Regions from separate parts of the Homo sapiens genome. Here region 2 is linked to region 1. A link is a loop called in an ENCODE intact Hi-C map of the cell type or tissue named here. Cell type or tissue: CD4-positive, alpha-beta T cell. All regions are shown on one strand. Each heading gives the region's core, and the rest is flanking DNA. Links, peaks and the distances in the headings are about the cores only. Region 1 overlaps LOC124900962 (a long non-coding RNA gene). Region 2 overlaps NADK2 (NAD kinase 2, mitochondrial).

Region 1 (2,934 bases), core at 97-2,596:
ACACAGTTGAGAAGGAAGAAGTAAAATGACGGTTTGGTTTTCTTTAAATGAGTGCATCATCCTCCCATAAGGTTCAGCCTTCTTCCTCTCTCATGGAGGTCTCTGAACTTGATGGTCATGCACCCCTAGCAACAACAAATGCTTGAGAATATACCCCGATGTGGGTTTGTTTGTATGTTTATAAATCGTATTCATGTAGTACTGCCACACTAATTTGAATGTTAACATTTCAAAATATTTTGTGTGTGAATTGTATAATGTAAAAAGTAAAAAATTAGGAAAAAAATAAAGAGTTTCTGTACACACTCTGATAAATCTAGCACATTGCCTGTTCCTTGTACCCTTTCAATCAGGTTCACTAAAAGTAATTATATTTTAAAGTGCTTTATCACAAAAATTGTAAAAATATGCAAAATTAGACATGAAAGCATTATAAATCCCCATGCACTCATGACTCAGTTTTAATAATTATCTGTTTATGGCCAAATTTATTTCATCTCTATCTCCCCAAATCTCACTCTCCTAGGCTATTTTGAAGCAAATCTCAGATATAGAATAATTTTATTTTTAATACATCAAAATTACATTATAGTCCGCCTAATTAATATAAAAGAAAATCAGTGAAAGAAGAAATGCAAAGAAAAAAGGAAAGAAGGAAGGAAGAAAAGAAAGAAGCAAATAACCAATAAACCAACTAAAAAGGAAAGAAGAAATTATGAGGAAGGGAGTGAGAAACATGGTTTGCTATTATTTTATTCCTGTAAATGCCAATTCAAATGAAGTAGTAAAATTTTGATTTGGTGCAAGCTAATTTGCTTTATTTTGAAACTGATCCCAGTTAGTGCATATTTACCTTCAAAGAGTTAAGTTGTGCTGTAAACCCATTGATTCCAATTCCCAGGTGCTTCAAACACTTCTAGATGGAATTCAGACTCTGTGGGATCATCTGTTCCTACCCAGAGGGTGGTCATTATAGAACCAGAACCACCTTACTCTAGGTTTCCTTGTCACTAAAACAAACAAATAAAATAAAATCTGGCATTTTTCTGACCTATGGTTTTATTTCGTTTTGTTTTCACTGTAGCTAAAACACTTCAATAAAGATAGAAAAATGTAAAACTTCAGAAAGTTAAATACCAGCACATAGCAGTAATCACATTTCACTTACAGGAGGATAATCAGGTAACTTTCCTCCAACCTCAGATACAGACAATCATCTTCTAAGCTCACAAATACAGGACCCCATTCTTGTGGGCACTGGATGAAAAGACATGGGTTTATCTTGTGCCAAGGCCAAGGCTATTTTAATATTAACTGACCTTGGACTCTGCCGACCTCCAGAGGGAGCCCTGAGGCAGCCAAATCTAAGGCTCAGCAGCAAAAGGGCCCAAATTAGTCTGAACTGCCAACGCAATGTTTATGTAGTGAGGCAATATTTATGATAAACATGACCCAAATGTTGGTGTTCAATGGGTTAAAGATCAATTGTAGCAATTTCAGGATAGAGAGCAGCTTTGATAAGTAAGCAGTTTGGTGCTATGCCAGTGTAGTCTCTTGAATCCACGGACAGGAGCAAGTATTCAAGTGAAACTATCTCTACCATTATTTGTGTTTCCTATGTTTTTACAGATGGCAGTTATGGGAATCCAGCCAACAGTGCCACCTGGGAAACTCTATGAGCTAAACACTATAGTACATTGGGGTAATAACATGGCTCTGAATAGCCACGAAAGCCTACCTTTGTGGAGGCTTTACAATATACACCATACATAAGCCACTGTGAGATCCTGAAACTCAACATTCTCATCTATAATATATCTGATTGTGTATTAAGGAAGAGTAATCTGGAAACAAATCAACCACTGCTTGATATAAAGGAGCAGGGGATCTGTTTTTTAAAATCAACAGAAAATCTAAAATCTTGACACTAATTCATCAGCCTTCAACTATAATGATCATTTAATAATTCCTGTAGTACTTTGGGGATCATAATGAGGCTAATCCCAGCCACAGTTTTCATGTTTGCCTGCTGATAGGGGTCTTTAAACTTATTCTCTAAGAATGAGAGTGATAAATTCAATAATATTGCTTTTTATTTATATAGCACCTATCATTCCAAGCAGTCCAAAGGCCTTCAAATAATAGATATACTTGCAGACTAGACATCACAAATGCTTTTGAAACATGGCAGGTTATTAACTAAACAAGTAACTCACTTGTGGACTAATTTTAAATGCATGTGTCCTTGCTTTTTGAATATGGTAACTGAGAAAAGTAAACCCTCCTGTAAACCTAATACCATTTAGCTTGTTCAGCCACACACTGTGCTTTTTGAGGTATAAATTCTAGCAATAAAATATCAATTTTTTGAAGTATCGACCCCCAAAGTGCCAGCTGGTATGATTGATTATCTGTGATGCGCCATTTCACTCTACTCTTCCGGAAGTACAAAGACACAGGTTAAGCAGAGAAGATATGGCAGATAAGGAAAACCCCAGGAAAAGGAAACCAGTGGTATCCTTTTGTGGGGATCACAGAGACTTGATAAGGGAAGAAGTTTGGCCTTTATAGGATTCAAATTCATTTTTAATCAATTGTAAGTAAAAATGCCAAAGATGATTCACCTCTTTCTTGACCCAGCCAGACTTCTGCAATCTGATTTCTTGTTTTCATTTATGCAAAAAAAAGGAACAATATGCCCACTGTGAACTAATTTGGTGATGTTTCTGGAAAGTAAGTGGGGAAAGGGGGAAGCAAAGTAGTCCCCCATCCCACTGTAGCTGATATATCTGAGGTTATCTTATGTACTCCTGTAACGTGCTGCTTTCTGCCATGCTGGATGATTTCCAGTGGAAACTGGTAAATCAAACCAGAGACTCCTTCGAGAACAGCAATGGAACTTAACAGGCAGTGTAGGAACCCAGGATTCCCTTG
Region 2 (2,934 bases), core at 307-2,806, 91 kb after region 1:
ACAAGGGACTAATATCCACAATATACAAGAAATTCAGACAACAAACAAACAAATAATCTCATTAAAAAGTGGGAAAGTCTCTGAATAGAAGTTTCTCAAAAGACATACAGATGACCAACAGCTATATGAAAAAATGCTCAACGTCACTAATCATCAGGGAAATGCAAATCAAAACCACAATGAGATATCATCTCTCCCCAGTTAGAATGGCCGTTATCAAAAAGACAAAAATAACAAATACTGGCAAGGATGTAGAGAAAAGGGAACTCTTGTACACTGTTGGTGGTAATGTAAATAAGTAAAGCCATTATGGAAAACAGCATGAAGGTTTCTCAAAAATCTAAAATAGAACTCCCATACAATCTAGCAATCCCACTACTGGCTATTTATCCAAAGGAAAGGAAATCAGTATAGCAAAGAGATACTGGCGCCTCATGTTTGATGCCGCCCTATTCACAATAGCCAAGTATGGAGTCAAAGTGTCCATCAGTAGATAAATGAATATGGAAAATGTGTATATATACACAATGGAGTACTCTTCACCCATAAAAAGAATGAAATCCTGAGATTTGCAGCAACATGAATGGAACTGGAGGTCACTATGTGAAGCGAAATAAGTCAAGCATAGAAAGACAAATATCATATGCTTTCATTCATATGTGAGAGCTGAAAAAGTTGATCTCATGAAGATAGAGAGTACAGTGATAGTTACCAAAGCCTGGGAAGGGTGAAAGGTGGGATAAACAGAGGTTGGTTAATGGGTACAAATATGCACTTAGATGGAAGGAATAAGTTCTAACGTTCAATAGCATAGTAGGGTGATTATAATTAACAATTTATTGTATATTTCAAAATACCTCATTTCAAAATAGCTGGAAGAGAAGATTTGAAATATTCCCAACACAAATGACAAATATTTGAGGTGATGGATATCCTAAATACCCTGATTTGATCATTATACATTGTATGCATGTATCAAAATATTACCTGTTCTCCATAAATATACACAGTTAGTATGAATCAGTTAATACTTTTTAAAAATTTCAATTAGGAAACTTAGGCAAGAGTCTTTGAATTGAAAGGACCCACAAAGTGTTTCACATAATTAATGGTAAAATGTTCTACACCAAGGTTTGTCAGAATACAAACAGCTACTGCAAGCTTCCAGAGAGGAGGAGGAGATGACTGGAGCAGATTATTTCATATACACTTATCCCTTGGTGTCTGAGGGGGATTGGGTCTAGGACCCTCTGCAGATACCAAAATTCGAGGATGTTCACATCCCTCATATAAAATGGCATAGTATTGGCATATAACCTATGCACATCCTTCCCTATACTTTAATAATCTCTGGATGATGTATAATACCTAACACAATGTAAATGCTATATAAATAAAGACTGGTTTTATTAATATAGAGAGATGAATTGGTTTAATAAACAACCCCAGAATTCAGTGACTGAATGCAAAAGCTTATTTTTAACTCATCTCACTGTCCAAGGAGTTTTCAGGCAACCAAGGCTGCTGCCAAATAGTGGCTGCTACCGTATTTTAAGGCCTCTGAGTCTTCTGTTGGATCCTCTGCATCTTGTGGGGAGAAAACAGAGAACATAGAAGATCTTATGGGAAGTTTTAGGAACTAGGCCTTTTCATTACTTTTGTCCACATTCTGTTGGCCATTACTAGTCACATGGCTCCACCTAGTGCAAGTAGACCTGGAAATAAAGTTTAGCAATATGACAGTGTGAGAGAATTACACAGTGTAGTAGTTTGTGTCACTAGTATTACACTTCTGTGTTTAAAAATACAAATTATAATTTTGTAATCTATTCTCTTGGATAAAAAAGTAATCAGTGGCTGGGCACGGTGGTTCACGCCTGTAATTCCAGCACTTTGAGAGGCCGAGGTGGGCAGATCACCTGAGGTCAGGAGTTTGAGACCAGCCTGACCAACATGGTAAAACCTCGTCTCTACTAAAAATACAAAATTAGCCAGGCGTGGTGGCGCATGCCTGTAATCCCAGCTCCTCAGGAGGCTGAGGCAGAGAATCTCTTGAACCTGGGAGGTGGAGGTTGCAGTGAGCCGAGATTGTGCCATCGCACTCCAGCCTGGGCAACAAGAGCTAAACTCCATCTCAAAAAAAAAAGTAATTGGTATGGAGTCTTATCTTTTCATGTCCCATTGTGGCAAGTTTTAAATGAACACAGTTCTGTGATTAGATAAGGTTTAGTAGTCAATTAGTATGAAAAAATAAGCAGAATTAAGATGATTAATGAGATTTGAAACAATTTTATTTATTGTCAAACTCATTTGACAAAAGTTTTGAATTGAAATTGAACAAGCACATGTAATAAAAATGTAATATGGAGAGATAAATTAGGATGAGGGAAAATGGGAATAGAGGTGGAAAGTCAAGACCGCATAAAAGGGAAACATGGTTACAGTTTGATGGTGAGAGCTCAAATTTACTGGTAATATTTCATGAGTACCTATTGTTGAGCATTTGTAGGAAATCTGTGGGGATAGTAATCTAAAACAAATTTCATTAGTAATTAAGGAAAAGTAATTTAAACAATAAATTTTAGCCATTTATGTTTGTAAAACTGTCAAGAATGAGAATGTGAATATATGTAGTACCTAAGACAGTTTAAAGCCAGTTTTATTCTTATGTGCAATCAAATTTGATTAAACATATCAAATCCATATATATATATATGCATGCATATATAGCTTTTTGTATCAAGGTCTTTCTCTGTATTATGAAGTTGAGCTGATAATTTAGGTAAACAACAAGTGCTCCAAGGGTACTTGGTATTGTAATATCAACTTGTTATATTTGAAAGAATAATTGGGTTGCCTTTAGGCAGTTATAGTCCAAAAGAAATGAGAAAAATATAATGTTCCATTTAATAAACATAATAAACAGAAGAATAT

Evidence for each region. A loop is a pair of places that touch in the nucleus more often than their neighbours do. Peaks named below come from ENCODE experiments on the same cell type or tissue, not always from the same donor. Only the 100,000 strongest peaks of a DNase experiment are listed, where the experiment ranks them.
Region 2: it touches region 1 in a loop (2.1-fold over the local background); 5 of 110 quality-filtered maps call a loop at or near these places.

The regions. Positions count from the first base shown.
Region 1 is chr5:36,304,326-36,307,259 of GRCh38, reverse strand. All of the region lies in intron 1 of LOC124900962 (a long non-coding RNA gene), which reads right to left. Among named protein-coding and RNA genes, the nearest start is that of RANBP3L, 3.9 kb to the right of the region's middle. In CD4-positive, alpha-beta T cell, for the core only: no CTCF peak of the experiment used is centred there; a DNase peak (open chromatin) is centred at 1,359.
Region 2 is chr5:36,213,401-36,216,334 of GRCh38, reverse strand. The region is part of intron 6 of NADK2 (NAD kinase 2, mitochondrial); the gene reads left to right. Among named protein-coding and RNA genes, the nearest start is that of NADK2-AS1, 6.2 kb to the left of the region's middle. In CD4-positive, alpha-beta T cell, for the core only: CTCF peaks have their summits at 1,492 and 1,691 (motif pointing left); no DNase peak of the experiment used is centred there.